Linked DNA regions of Homo sapiens: region 1 is linked to region 2. A link is a contact called in ENCODE Hi-C data. All regions are on one chromosome and are shown on one strand. The core of a region is the stretch at or near the end of the contact, and the rest is flanking DNA. Distances in the headings are between cores, read along the strand shown.

Region 1 (6,916 bases), core at 1,417-3,916, 2.0 Mb after region 2:
CTGATATACCAACCCTTTCATAAGGATTCATGTTCTATCATTTTACTGGGATTTGAAGTGTGTTGTTATTCAACCATACTTAATTAGAAATCAAACATTATAGATAAAAGCTTTTTGAACTCTTAGCCTCAAGTGAGCCTCCCACCCAGCCTCCCAAAGTGCTGGAACTACAGGCATAGGCCACCGTGCCCCACCAGATAACTTTTTCAAAGAGGAATAACTTAAAAACTCAGTCCTATTTTATATGCAGAAAAACAAAAATAGCATATAATCTCTATGGGAGTGAAATATAAGTATGTAACTTCACGCATCCCTGTAAAATATAATGCGATGGCTCAGAGCAGGGACTGGGAAAATGCTATTCCTCTCCTGTTTACTGCAAACGCTTTATGAGCCCCTACCATATGCTCTTGTATTATATCTGGTAGGTACTTTTGGGTGAGGGTTGTGTGGGGAAATGAAAGTGAAGTTGGGGAGGTGAAAGCTCCATTAATAAAATAAAATCCTTAACCAATTAAAATTTTAAAAATATATTTAATGTTATCTGTATCTCATTATTAATATGTACATCATATTCTAATGACCCATGTATTATTAGATAATACATGTATATAATTCATGAATAAAAATGTATCTCTGTTGAGCAAATGCTCAAAAATTTTTTATACGCATATGTGAATGATCAAAAAATATAGAGGATGGGCTAGGAAACATGGTAGCCCTTTTAAGAGACAAATATAGAAGCAAACTATACCTGCCATGTAATATAAATAAGCACACACATGCCTACCAGATATCATGTAACTGGCATGACAAAGTCACTGGGAAAAGGCATACCTATCTGTAATTATTGACCTACTCTGGGCTATGACATTATACCAAACTCTTTGGAGGAATCAAAGATGAAATTAGAAGTTTTCTTGACTAACATCCAATTCTTTTGGAATTTCCCTTTGGGGGCATGTTATTTTAGGGTCATTCTAAGGGTTCATGCCTATAATAAAATGTTATAAAAATATCCCTGGAGCTACCCTGCCCACTGGCTCATTTTCTGAGTGGACTCAACAGACTGGTGGCCTGGGGTTTGTTCTGGGCCCCTTGCCTCAGGTGCACCCTGGTGTGACCTCACACACCACAAAACAGCCTAGTGTTCTGTTTTGTTTTGCTTTTTTGTTTTGAGACAAAGTCTTGCACTGTCGCCCAGGTTGGAGTGCAGTGGCTTGATCTCTGCTCACTGCATCCTCCGCCTCCTGGGTTTTCAAGTGATTGTCCTGCCTCAGCCTTCCGAGTAGCTGGGATTGCAGGCACCCGCCACCATGCCCGGCTAATTTTTGTATTTTTAGTAGAGACAGGGTTTCACCACGTTGGCCAGGCTGGTCTCAAACTCCTGACTTCAAGTGATCCTCCTGCCTCGGCCTCCCACAGTGCTGGGATTACAGGCTTGAGCCACCACGCCTGGCCAAAAGAGCCTAGTTTTAAGCTAAGAGTTCATGGCGCTGGGGCATTTTATTCCTCCATTTGCCTAGCAGCTTCCACTGCAGATGTTTTCTTACCCTTCTGGCTATTTTCACCTTTCTTTCAGTGGCTTTTTTTTCCATTTTTAAAAATTCACAGGCTTCCTGTTTCTAAGTATTTACCACATTTCTGTTCATGCTTTTTCCCTGACTTTTATTTTTCACCCCTTCTTAGCCCTCTCTCCCAACCACATCTGTTTTACTCCCTTTCATTTTTTCCCCATTCCTTTATTCCCTGCTGTCCTGTTTTTCTTTGTTCAATTCAGAACATCAGCCGGAAGCTTCCCTGTTGCTAAGTAACCACATCACCCACACACACCCTTTTCCATTTTCAACTTATTTCTTCTGTTTTAATAAACTCATGGGGCCGAACAGTCTCTAAAAGAAAACGAGAGGTGCTGCTGTCTTCTCTTCATGCAGCAGAGATGCATACCCTCTCATATCCTGCCTTTTCTTATTAGATTTTGGCTTCTTGTTTTATTGATAATTTGCCCCAGACTGTGAGATAACACTAAATAAGCACAAAATATCTTTTTGGGCTTGGACAATTTGCAGAAGGGAGGAAGAGATATAATTTCTGCAGAAGGAACAATGAAAATGTTTAAAATATAGTTACAAGGCATGGCATGGGCTCATTGAAGGGTGTTTGCCTTGACCCCGGAACCAAATCCAGCCCTCCCTAGTAAAAGGTTTCCATTAGGGATCAAGTTAGCTAGCAAGTCCCTCTTAACATTGTTGAGTTGTGAGGAAGCTACTAATGGCATGGTAAGTGTGATTTGCACAAAATGAAGGATAAAACAATACAAGAAATCATTATGTGGTTTTCCAAATCTCAATCCTTTTCCAGACATCAATCTGACATGGCACTTGTGCCAAAGGCATAATTGGAGGTGTGTGAGCCCTTCTCACAATATGCTCTTGAGGGATTCCAAGTCTTCTGGCACATTTTAATAATTTAATGGGAATGGTAACTCCATATGTCCAAACACTAGGGCAGAGTAACAGAGATACCAGGAGATTTGAAAAAAAATCTTTTCACCCTTGCAATACCATAAATAATTTCCTTGCCTGGTGTGAATTCTTTCTCTGACCTCTTGCATTTATGCAATGCCTGGGAGGCCTTTCCTGCTAAGCCCGCCCCCACATTGTTGCTCTCAGCTTTTTGCCCACAGTGAGCACTGTGCTAATTGGGTAGATTTGGGAGCTGCTTCTTAAGAAGTATCACGGCCGTCTATGTAGGTGTGTGTCCCAGCTCCTCTGGTAGTGCTCTGTGCTCTCTGTCAGGGAAGGGCTCGTATCCAGCATGTAATGAATACTCAATAAGTTGCCTTAAATTTAACCACAGAACACAGACACTCTGACAAGGGGATTATTTTTAGTTTCATTTTCTAGATAGAAGAACAGTGGTTTTCTTCATATTGAAGTCTAAGTTCATCAATCAAAGTGCCAGAAATGAAGCTGATGCATTTCCATCACTATCCTGAAATGCAGATGGAGCATTTCAGTAGAGGGAAATTTCAAAAGCTTTATTTGTCAAGACCTGTTGATATTCTGAAAGCAGAAACCCTGTAAGACTAAAACCTACTCTAAGGTATTCTAAGAATGCCTAGCCAGAACTGGAATTGGCAAGCTTTTTCTTTCTAGAATCTAGCCCCTTTGAGATGTTAGGTCTTCTGAGAGTTTCAGAAAGTTTTAACATAATTTCAACTTTTATCTTAGGGTAACCTCAACTGATGAAACATACATTTGAACCTCCTGGAATTTTTATTTTATGTGCCACTTACTTTAAATTATACAAAACCTTCACTGTCTTCCAGTATTCACTTCTCTTTTAACTTTCTTTTCTCAACTTGAGATATCAGGAAACGCCACCATGTCATATTTTCTTTTCTTACATTTTTGAACATCTAATTCCTTTTTTCCTTTCCGTCCTCCTCATCAATGTGGTCTAGTCTTATAGGGAACTTTTCTCTCCAATCACAATCCCCTCCTCTTCCACTTCTCGCTTAGCTACTCTTCCCACACCCCAAAAAGACTCTCGCTTTGTGATTCCAGTCCTGGAATTCTTTCCCTATTAGTGTCCTCTTCACTTCACTGCTTCCCTACCCCATGGAGCTCTCATGAGCCATCCCTTTAACCATTCTCTTCAGTATCTCAGTTCCCTTGCCCCTCATTGGCCTGGCAAATCCCCAAACTTCAATGAGTTCATCTTCATATCTCCCTGTCTGAGCCCAGGCTATCTCTCCTGGAGAGAGATCACAACTCTGCCATGGATGCCATTCCAACTCTGTGACCCCAAGTACTGGTCCCTCCAGGCTGGTCCCAGCAGTCCTCCTGGGTTTCCTTCTCATATTCCTCCTCATCTGCTTTTTTTTTTTTTTTCTTTTTTGAGACAGGCTCTTACTCTGTCACCCAGACTGAGCTCATTGGAGCCTCAGCTCATTGCAGCCTCAACTTCCCAGGCTCAGATGATCCTCTCACCACCTCAGCCTCCCCAGTAGCTGGGACTACAGGTGTGTGCCACCATGCCCAGCTAATTTTTGTATTTTTTGTAGAGATAAAATTTTGCCATGTTGCCCAGGATGGAATGAAACTCCTGGGCTCAAGCAATCCTCCCGCCTCGGCCTCCCAAAGTGCTGGGATTATAGCCATGAGCCACTGCACCTGGCCTTACCTCATTCTTTTTAGCTCCTCATTCAATTCTACAGTGAGGAAGCACCAACACTTACTAAACTACTTCCTTTTTATTAAACTTCATTTTCTGTTATTACAAAGAATGTGCTAATGAGATGCTTATGCATTTATTTTTGTTTATATATCTAAGTATTTCTGTAGGATACATAGAAATTTTTAGGTAAAGTGGCTTGAAATTTTTAGGTATAGGAGTTTTATACTTTTTGCTTGTAAATATATTTAAACATGTGCAAACTTTTATGTATTAAAATAGGCAAAATACGTAAAACCTTAATTCACGGAACAGCAAATCTGAACCAATGAACATATATAAAGATACTCAAGCTCACTTATAGCCAGGAAAATAAAAATTAAACATTGCAATATCACTTTATAGCTACTAAACTGTCAAAAATCTAAAAGACCAATACAACCTATTACTGGTAGAAATATGGGAGAAAGAGTTGCTTTTTTGGGGGGGGGACGGGGGGGAAACAATCTGGCAGCATCTACTAAAATTTAAAAAACATATATAGACTTCAACCGACAAACCTACTAACTCTTAGAGTTCAATCCTATAAAATAGAAGGCCAAAAGGTCGGAATATATAGACAAAGATATCTTTGGGAATATTCATTTCTTCCTGCAAATATTTATTAAGTTCGGACTATATTGCCATCACTTCACAGATGAACAAGGCACAGGCCCTGCCCTTAAGTTACTCACAGCCTGTCTGGAGACAGATGAGTACACAAGCAACTGGAGTTCATGAGCGAGGTGTCTAGAAGCAATCTGGGCCTGGGATGGAAGGCTGCAAAGACTTCACTGAAAAGCAAATTTGCAAGACTGTAAAATACAACATGCTTCCAAGGCCTTGGATTAAGTTGTGTGGTCCAGGATAGCTGAACAGAGTAAAGATACCTGGATATAGGGAAAAGATAACCCATAAACTTTTCACGAAACAAAATTGTGTTAATAAAAGTCACAGGTACTCTAGTTACTCTAGTGGCAGTGGAGACAGAATATGAGATACACAATGAAAAAAGAACTTACTTTTTAGGAAGAGAATTAAAAGAGTCTATTATTAAATGGTAGCCAAAATGCTGTTTTTCTCGTATACCTGGCACAGAACCTACTCTTGAAAGCTATGTGTTGAATCAATAAAGTATGACATGGGAACAGCATATAAAAAGGTTTAGCTCAGATAAACTTGAATTCAGTCAATAATCTCACCTATTTAAGATTTTTCCTTGAATAGACTTTTTTCCTTCCTTCCTTCCTCCCTCCCTTTTCCCTACCATTTTTCAGGCGAAAGAAAGACTGGTCAAATAGGGGTTCTAAATCCTGTTAACCTCACTTTAACCCTGTTATTTCACCATTTAATGACAAGGCAAAACCATCAGCTCTTAAATCATGAACTTTAAATGCCAAAAACAGTGTTGAGAAATTTTTAAAATATGAGTGTTATATAGAAAAAGAATGACTAACACTAAAAGCAAACAAAACAGGCAGTTCATTAGAAACCGGTAATATAGAATAGCCCCGATTTTGTACCTAACAGATCTCGGAAAGGGACTGACAGCCCACAGAGAAACAAGAGCAGCACATCAAGACGAAGGCACATTTTCTTCCCAACTGCTGTCATTTAAGGAAAACCCATGAGCGTGAGTTCTCTTATGGGAGGGTAGCGACCTCCATGAAATCATGAGAACATTCCCCCAGTCTAAGTGCTGCCTGGCTTTACTCCCACATCAACAGCAAAACAACTGCATAGCAACCTACATTTGCCCATTTCCTCACTCATTAATGTTTGTCCAGAGGAAACACCCCTGCCAGTCCCTGTCTGCTTTGTAAAGTATGTCAAACAGGAGTTGAGTGTGTACGCCAGATTGGGAAGTGACACATGCTGGCATTTCTCAGCGCATGCGGCTCCCCACTCGGCTTTCTGGAGCTCTGCCTTTTGGCGACAGAGCAGCTAGAGCTCCTCTCCCCTCCCCCATTTCCTCTCATAAAGATAACCAGTAACAACAATTGGCGTGTGTGTGTGTGTGTGTGTGTGTGAGAGAGAGAGAGAGAGAGAGAGAGAGCGCTCCCAGTTGGCCAAGTACCCTTTACATCCAGTGACCTGTTTTACGAATAATAGGAAAGACTTTCCAGCTTATTTTCTGCATTCTCAGGAGTACGCAGAGTTCACAGTAAATGCAGAGTAACAGTCATTTCTAAAACAAAGATAAAACACTCCAAATGCTGCTCTGCAAAGACCATTTGCCATCTGTTCCTTTCCCCCTGACAGGGCTGCTTATCAGGACTCCAGCAAGGACACCATCATAGCAATCTAGATCCGAGTACTTTTCCTCTGTTGCAGGGGGTGTTTCCTTGAACTTTCCCATCTGCTTCTAAGCAAGAGGTATAAAATATTATCTATAAAATAAGACTAGCAAATGACTCACAGTGAATAAAAATAAATCAGGGTGTAGTTTGTCATCATCTTTAAGAGAAAAAAAAAGGAAAATGCTCCACAATTGGAGAAACAACTCACTTTTTCAAACCTCCTCAAGGAACGTCTTCAAATGATAGGCAGGAAATGGGTATGTGGGGGTTAAGTTAAGCTCAAGTAAACTCAAGTGGCAAGAGCATGATCCAGCCCCATCATACATATTCATAAGAGGCAACCTGAGCTTCCGTGTAAAACCACAGTGTGACTGTATTTCCTGCACACACTTTGCATC
Region 2 (7,416 bases), core at 2,226-4,725:
GTCTAGGATAAGCTATAAGGCTCAATAGGTTAGGTGTATTAAATGCATTTTTGACTTACAATATTTTTCAACTTACTGATGGGTTTGTTGGGAAATAACCCCATTGTAAGTTGAGGATCATCTGTATTCCTCACAGTTTTGGAGGCCAGAAGTCCAAGATCAAGGCTCAGACAAATTTAGTGTCTGATGATAGCCGGCTTCCTCATAGACAGTACCTCTACACTCACATAGTGGATAGGCAAGGCATTTCCTTTGACCTTGTTTTACAAGAGCACTAATCCCATCATTAGAACTCCATCCCCATGATGTAATCACCTCTCAAAGGCCCCACTTCTTAGTACCATCACTTTGAGGGTTAGGTTTCAACACATGAATTTGAGAGGGACAAACATATTCAGACCATAGCATCTGCTTAAGTAAAAAGAAATTGGTGAGCCAATGGGTTAGAACCCTTTCTTTTCCATCATGGCTTGTGGAGGAGGTAAGCTAATAGGGCAATACGCTCTCTACTGTTGAGGCAGCAGCTTTTGGGATAAAAGGACCACTGAGAAGTGGATTTTATTTTGACAGGCAGATTGGGAAAGATGCCATAGAAGGTCAGGTCTTGGTAGGAAGTTGCTGTGGTTGGCATTGCATACAACTAATGAAGTCAGCATCTTGATACCAATCCTATTCCTCCAGTTCTTTCCTGGATATGAAAAGCCGGGACCTAGACCCTGCTGAGCAGAGGTCTAAAAGACACCATTATCATCTCTTCTGCCATATCTATCCAGAGGGAAGGCATGTCCAGATAGCAGGAATCTTCTTCAGGAGTATAGAAACAAGTGCAGACCATCTAAATGAGAACAAGCAAAGCCAAATTTATTTGGAGCTTACAATAGCAAGGGAGTCAGCCATCATCACTTGCATTTGTCAGAGACTCAACGGCAGGCAGAGGAGTGAGAAAGCTTTAGAGTGGAAAAAAGGGAAAGCTTCAGGTATGCCAATTCAAGGCTGTTGGCATGGAGAAGCTGCAGGTGGGCTAACTAAAAGCAGGGCATCCTATGTAATTATTTAGGGGTGGGTAGATATTTGGCTCTCTCTAGCTGGCCTTGAGTTGGAAGCCCTGACAAAACTTACAGAAGCTGTAAGTTATTAATCACGTCCTGGCCATTTGGGGTAGATTGCTACAAGGGTTATTGCTTGGCTTCCTGGACTGGTTGCTAAATATAGTAATCTGATTTCTTGGACTGGTTACTGGACATAGTAGGTTGCCTTCCTGGACTGGTTGTTGAAGGTTGTAGGTTAGTGTTCTATTTGTATATATTCTCTGGCCATTGTCTATTTGAATTCAGTCTCCCAGGACGGAGGAGTAGGGAGGAAATAAGAAAGGGATAGGGTGGCCAGGTGATTAAGGCAAATAAACTCCTATCAGTACTCCAATAGTCCTGTTGTCAGAGGCGTTTGAACCAGAGTGACTCCAACTTGAACAGGTGCTGGGTAAAACGAGGCTGAGACCTACTGAGCTGCATTCCCAGGAGGTTAGGCATTCTTAGTCACAGAAGATTGGAGGTCCACGCAAGATACAGGTCACAAAGACCCTGCTGATAAACAGGATGTCGTAAAGAAGACAGGCCAAACCCACCAAAACCAAGATGAAGACAAAAGTGACCTCTGGTCATCCTCACTTCTCATTATACGTGAATTATAATGCATTAGCATGCTAAAAGACACTCCCACCAGCACCATGACAGTTTACAAATGCCATGGCAACATCCAGAAGTCATACAGTCTAAAAGAGGGTAGAACCCTAAGTTCCAAAAATTGCCTGCCCCCTTCCTTGAAAACTCATGAATAATCCACCCCTTGTTTAACATATAATTAAGAAATAACTGGCTGGGCGCGGTGGCTCACGCCTGTAATCCCAGCACTTTGGGAGGCCGAGCCAGGAGGATCACCAGGTCAGTAGATTGAGACCATCCTGGCTAACACGGTGAAACCCTGTCTCTACTAAAAATACAATAAATTTCCAGCTACTCGGGAGGCTGAGGCAGGAGAATGGCGTGAACCCGGGAGGCGGAGCTTGCAGTGAGCCGAGATGGCGCCACTGCACTCCAGCCTGGGCGACAGAGCAAGACTCCGTGTCAAAACAAACAAACAACACACAAAAAAACTATATACTCAGTCCAGCAGCCCAAGCCACTGCTCTGCCTATGGAGTAGCCATTCTTTTGTTTCTTTACTTCTTTAATAAACTTGCTTTCACTTCACTATATGGACTCATGATTGGCAACGCTTTCTGGTAACACTGCCCAGGTTTCCTTTGTCAAGCGTGCCTTTCTCAGCCCTACATACCCACAGTTAAATAATCCCTTCTCTCCTGTTTATTTTTCAACTATTGAAAATAGCAAACATCTTAAAACAATTTGTCTTCATGTTTTTCCTCTTAAAAAATTGCAAACGTCTTCTGGGCAGGATTTATGTATTGTTTATCTTATTTATTCTCTTCCTATTGCATCTGGAACACAGTCTGTTTTCAATACCGTTTGTTGAACTCCAGGGTAGATTACAGGGCTGTGTATTATAATCTACAGTACTTTAACTGAAGTTACTCGTTTATTGGTGACTACATTGCTGTCAAAAATACACTCATGTGGCTGGGTGTGGTGGCTCATGCCTGTAATCCCAACACTTTGGGAGGCTGAGGCGGGCGGATCAGGAGGTCAAGAGATCAAGACCATCCTGGCCAACACGGTGAAACCTGGTCTCTACTAAAAATACAAAAATTAGCTGGGCGTGGTGGCGCATGCCTGTAGTCCCAGCTACTTGGGAGGCTGAGGCAGGAGAATCGCTTGAACCTGGGAGGCGGAGGTTGCAGTGAGCCGAGATCGCATCACTGCACTCCAGCCTGGTGACAGCGCCAGACTCCGTCTCAAAAAAAACCCCCCAAAAACAGAAAAACAAAAACAAAAAACCGCAGATGTTATAGAATATAAAATTATAAATGACAAAAAGCTTGAAATAAAACGAGCAGAGCATATAAAAGTTAATGAAGCTGAAGAAAACGTGAGCTTCTCCGTACACTTAACAAGGCTGCGATTTTTACCAACTTTTTTGCACTGTTGTAGCCCCAATAATGTATCTAAAATGGTACTTGACACAGTTTATATCCTTAAGAATGTATGCATGCACGCACGCGTGAAGAATGAATGAATGAGGGGTCGTCCCTTTGCACACACGGAGGTCTACGGGCCGCAGAGTACCTACAGCATGGCCACCGCAAGCGCAACTAAAATCCAGGGCTTGTCGCAGGCACAGGCTCCTCCTTCGGTGGGTGGGACGGCGGCGCGCACTTTCTCTACGCCCCACTGCTAGGATGTGCGGCCACCACTCCTCCTCCGCCGCCGCCGCCGCCGCCGCCGCCGCCGCCGCGTCGAGTGCAAGGGCTTCTGGGAGCCGAGCCTCGGGGTCTCGGAGAAGGGGCGCAGGTGGCCGCCATCTTGGATTGCGAACTGGGTCGCTACGCTTCACGCCAGGGGCGGAGTGGCGGCCCTTCTGTTACCCGCCACACACGTCGCCGCTGGGGACTGGGAAATCAGGGCATCGGAGAGTGCCACATTAATGGGTAAGTTGGAGTGAACACGGGCTAGGTTGGGGGAGCCTCGGTTTTGGTCCCTTTGGGAACTACTAGTTCCTGGGGCCACGGTTTTTATTTACCCCTTACTTTGCGAAGGTCTCTGGAACCTGGCGGTGCCGGGTGTTTCTCGTGTTTTCCCCAGGGCGACAGCGGTCGCGGGGGCGTGGCAGCCGGACCTTTCCCTTGCGGACGCGAAGGCGTGGTGAGTTCAGATTCTTTCAGCAGGTCCTCTGGAGTGATGGGCAGCTGGTCTCATCTTCGCCGCCCCGCCTCACCGTTTCTCGGTAGTTCTTTTCAGTTAATGGAATTGCCAAACGTTGCCACTCATACCTGGTACCCATCAGCTGTGTCCAGCAGCTTATGGAAATTCCACAGTGTCCAAAGAAGAGACAGGTTCCATCCCGAGGGCCTCCTAGCCTCGCCCTCTCCATCCGCCAGCCTCCCTCCTCCACCTGCGTGCAGGTGCCTCTAGTGCTCATTCCCGACGACAAGGCAAGCCTGGGTTCCACGCTTCTAATAGTCGGGCAGCTCCGTTCTAAGATGAAAACTTAGGTTTTCATCGATAATACATAGGAGATGGAAGTATTTGAAAGCTGTGAAATGACAGTGATATGTCTAAAGAATATGACATTGGCGGCGGGCGCGGTGGCTCACGCCTGTAATCCCAGCACTTTGGGAGGCGGAGGCGGGCGGATCACGAGGTCAGGAGATCGAGACCATCCTGGCTAACACGGTGAAACCTCGTCTCTACCAAAAATACAAAAAATACAAAATAAAATACAAAATAATAAATACAAAAAAAATACCAAAAATACAAAAAAAGGAAAAATTAGCCTGGCATGGTGGTGGGCGCCTGTAGTCCCAGCGACTCGGGAGGCTGAAGCAGGAGAACGGTGTGAACCCGGGCGGCGGAGCTTGCAGTGAGCCGAGAGCGCCATTGCACTCCAGCCCGGGCGACAGAGCGAGACTCTGTCTCAAAAAACAAACAAAAGAATATGACACTGGCATTTACTTTTGAGCTTTTTAGACATGTTTTTTAAAAAAGACAAAAACACTAATGATTTATCTCTCAATTACAACACCCAATAATGATGACTCATATTCTGTACAAAAGTGGTTTTCTTGGTAGGTCAGGAGCAACTCTCTCCCTCCGACCTAAGTACTGCTTGTTTGGTTGTGAGGGCTCTCTAGTTGGCACTTCCCCCGCTTTGTGCAGTCTTTTACTTTCACTAATGAGGCGCCCAGCCCCATGGAAATGAAGGCTTTACTGGCATAAGAAATAATGTCGATTGATATTAAAGAAAATCATAAGTTCAGATTCCAGTTATTTGCCCAACTTAAACATGGTTTTTCTAAGAGCCGTTGAAAGCTTATGAATGAAAAAAATTCCTCTATTCTGTAACTTTAAAGTGCTGGAATAACATTTCTAAATAAAAATATTTAATTTTTATGAGACCTCAGCCTTTGAAGTGCAGCCTTTAAATTTATTTTTCAGTGAACGAAACAATCCCATTGGATGGGGCCCCTTTAGAGATAATTTCCCTTGGTTTATTGTCCCCTTTAAAGCAACTGCAGTGAGGATGGATGCAGTGTTAAATCTGAAGCCGGAAGTCAGTACTATTGAAGAAAAAGGAACAAGTGATATCTGAGTTGTTGGTGCTGTATTTTATTTGGCTAAAATTTATGCTGAACAGTTACAATGTGGTTGCTTGGATTAATGGTCTCATAAGTAGCGCCTTTGTATGTGTGCGTGGTGGGGCACAAGGTGATCCAGTCAGATGTGGTAAGAAAATATTAGAACTTCTATTTGTTTACCTTTTAAAACTTTCATTCTTAAAAATTTCTGTTTTTTGTGAATTTTATGCTAGAGTAGTATATTAGAATAGTAATGCATGTATAGAAATAAATATATTGAGGATGAATGCACAAATGTATTTTACGAATGTAGGATGTGTGATTGAAAACGTTTAGAGCCAGTGGCCTAGAATATGCTACATATATAGGTGATAAATACTTTAAGAGTTTTATTTCCATGAGCATTTTATTTTACTTAAATATTTTATATATATTGAGCGTAATTCAACAACTAATACTGTGGTCAGTTTGCACTGTAATGAACTCTGATCTCTAATTTTTTCCTTTCAAGAGTCTAGCTTTTTATAGATATAAAATAGAGAATAATACCAAACATTGTTATTAGTAAAGTTATGTTGAGCGGTTTCCCTCTTTTATTTATTATTTTTTTTTGAGATGGAGTCTCACTCTGTGGCCCAGGCTGGAGTGCAGTGGCATGATCTTGGCTCACTGCAAGTTCCGCCTCCCGGGGTTCATGCCAGGAGTCTCCCTCCCGGGGTCTCCTGCCTCAGCCTCCTGAGTAGCTGGGACTACAGGTGCCCACCACCACGCCCGGCTAATTTTTTGTATTTTTAATAGAGATGGGGTTTCACTGTGTTAGCCAAAATGGTCTCGATCTCCTGACCTTGTGATCCACCTGCCTCGGCCTCCCAAAGTGCTGGGATTACAGGCGTGAGCCACCGTGCCCGGCCTTTTTTTTTTTTTTTTTTTTTTTTTTTTTTTTTTGACAGAGTCTTGCTCTGTCTCCCAGGCTGGAGTCCAGGCTGGAGCGATCTTGGCTCACTGCAACCTCTGCCTCCCGAGTTCAAGCAATTCTCCTGCCTCAGCCTCCAGAGTAGCTGGGATTACAGGCTTCTACCAGCATGCCCAGCTGATTTTTGTATTTTCAGTAGAGACAGGGTTTCACTATATTGGCCAGGCCGGTCTTGAACTCCTGACCTCAAGCGATCGACTCTCCTTGGCCTTCTAAAGTGCTAGGTTTACAGGTGTGAGCTACCCCGCCCGGCCATATTGAGCAGTTTCTAATGATATCTATTTGTAGGTGCACATAGTATTGCTGAATCTATTAAATATTTTAAAGGAGGAATTTTGGTAAATTAATCATGCATTTCTTTTCAATCATTCTCAAGTCCTCAGCCCCTTCCCTTCTACCTTGAGCTCCACCAGTAGTGAGATTTGTCTCACTATCTTTACCAGTGACATAATTACCAAATCTGATGCCTGATATGGTACTTGGATTATTACAGGCACTTTTATTTTCTGGATGAATCAATGAATGAATAAACCGAGTGGCCTGTTTTCAGTGGTACTACAACTTAAATATTCCTTTATCTTTTGAACTCCTTTCCTTTGCAGGACTCTTAATTTCTTCCTTATTCTTCTACTTCTCTGACCTACTTCTTTTTGGTTTCTTTTGCTCTTGCCTTTTTCTGCTAAAATATGATGGTCCCCAAGATTTCTCCTTTGGTCATCCTTCTTCTGTAGCTCTACATGATAGCAAATGATCACTCCAGATCCCTGTCCTGAGTTCTGATCCGTATTTTCAACCATCTACAGATCAAAGCCTCCTACATGTGCACCAAGTACTACACATTTACCATGTTTAAAACCAGAGTCACTATACACTTATTAGAATGGCTATGACTAGCAACAGCAACGACAAAACCCCTTAAATCATCAAATGGAGACAGGATGCAAAGCAACTGGAACTCTCATACATTACTGATGGGAATGCAAGATGGAATACTCACTTTGGAAAGAAGTTTGGCAGTTTCTTATAAAGTGAAACATAAACTTGCCGTATTATCCGTCAGTTCTACTCCTAGATATTTACTGAGTGAAATGAAAACTTATGTTTACACAAACACCTTTACATAAATGTCTGTAGCACATTTATTCATAACCTCCAAAAACTAGAAACCACCCAGATGTTCTTTAACTGGAAAA

Evidence for each region. A loop is a pair of places that touch in the nucleus more often than their neighbours do. Pooled maps may share reads with other maps.
Region 1: a loop to region 2 is called in a pooled map, with 7 times the contacts of the local background. The contact joins the enhancer-like site here to the promoter of KPNA5 in region 2. A Hi-C loop is called at or near these places in 6 of 50 pooled maps.

Annotation. Positions count from the first base shown.
Region 1 is chr6:118,703,310-118,710,225 of GRCh38, forward strand. It overlaps a transcript of CEP85L not described here. Among named protein-coding and RNA genes, the nearest start is that of CEP85L, 55 kb to the left of the region's middle. RefSeq lists silencers at 2,577-2,871, 6,769-6,818. Within about 2 kb of position 2,667, at least 9 of the 41 ENCODE cell types and tissues checked have a DNase peak (open chromatin) inside an H3K27ac peak, as active enhancers do.
Region 2 is chr6:116,677,736-116,685,151 of GRCh38, forward strand. KPNA5 (karyopherin subunit alpha 5) reads left to right here and starts at 3,476. Exons shown (of 14, transcript NM_001366306.2): 1 at 3,476-3,603. The coding sequence starts at 3,600. RefSeq lists enhancers at 3,073-4,056, 4,057-5,038.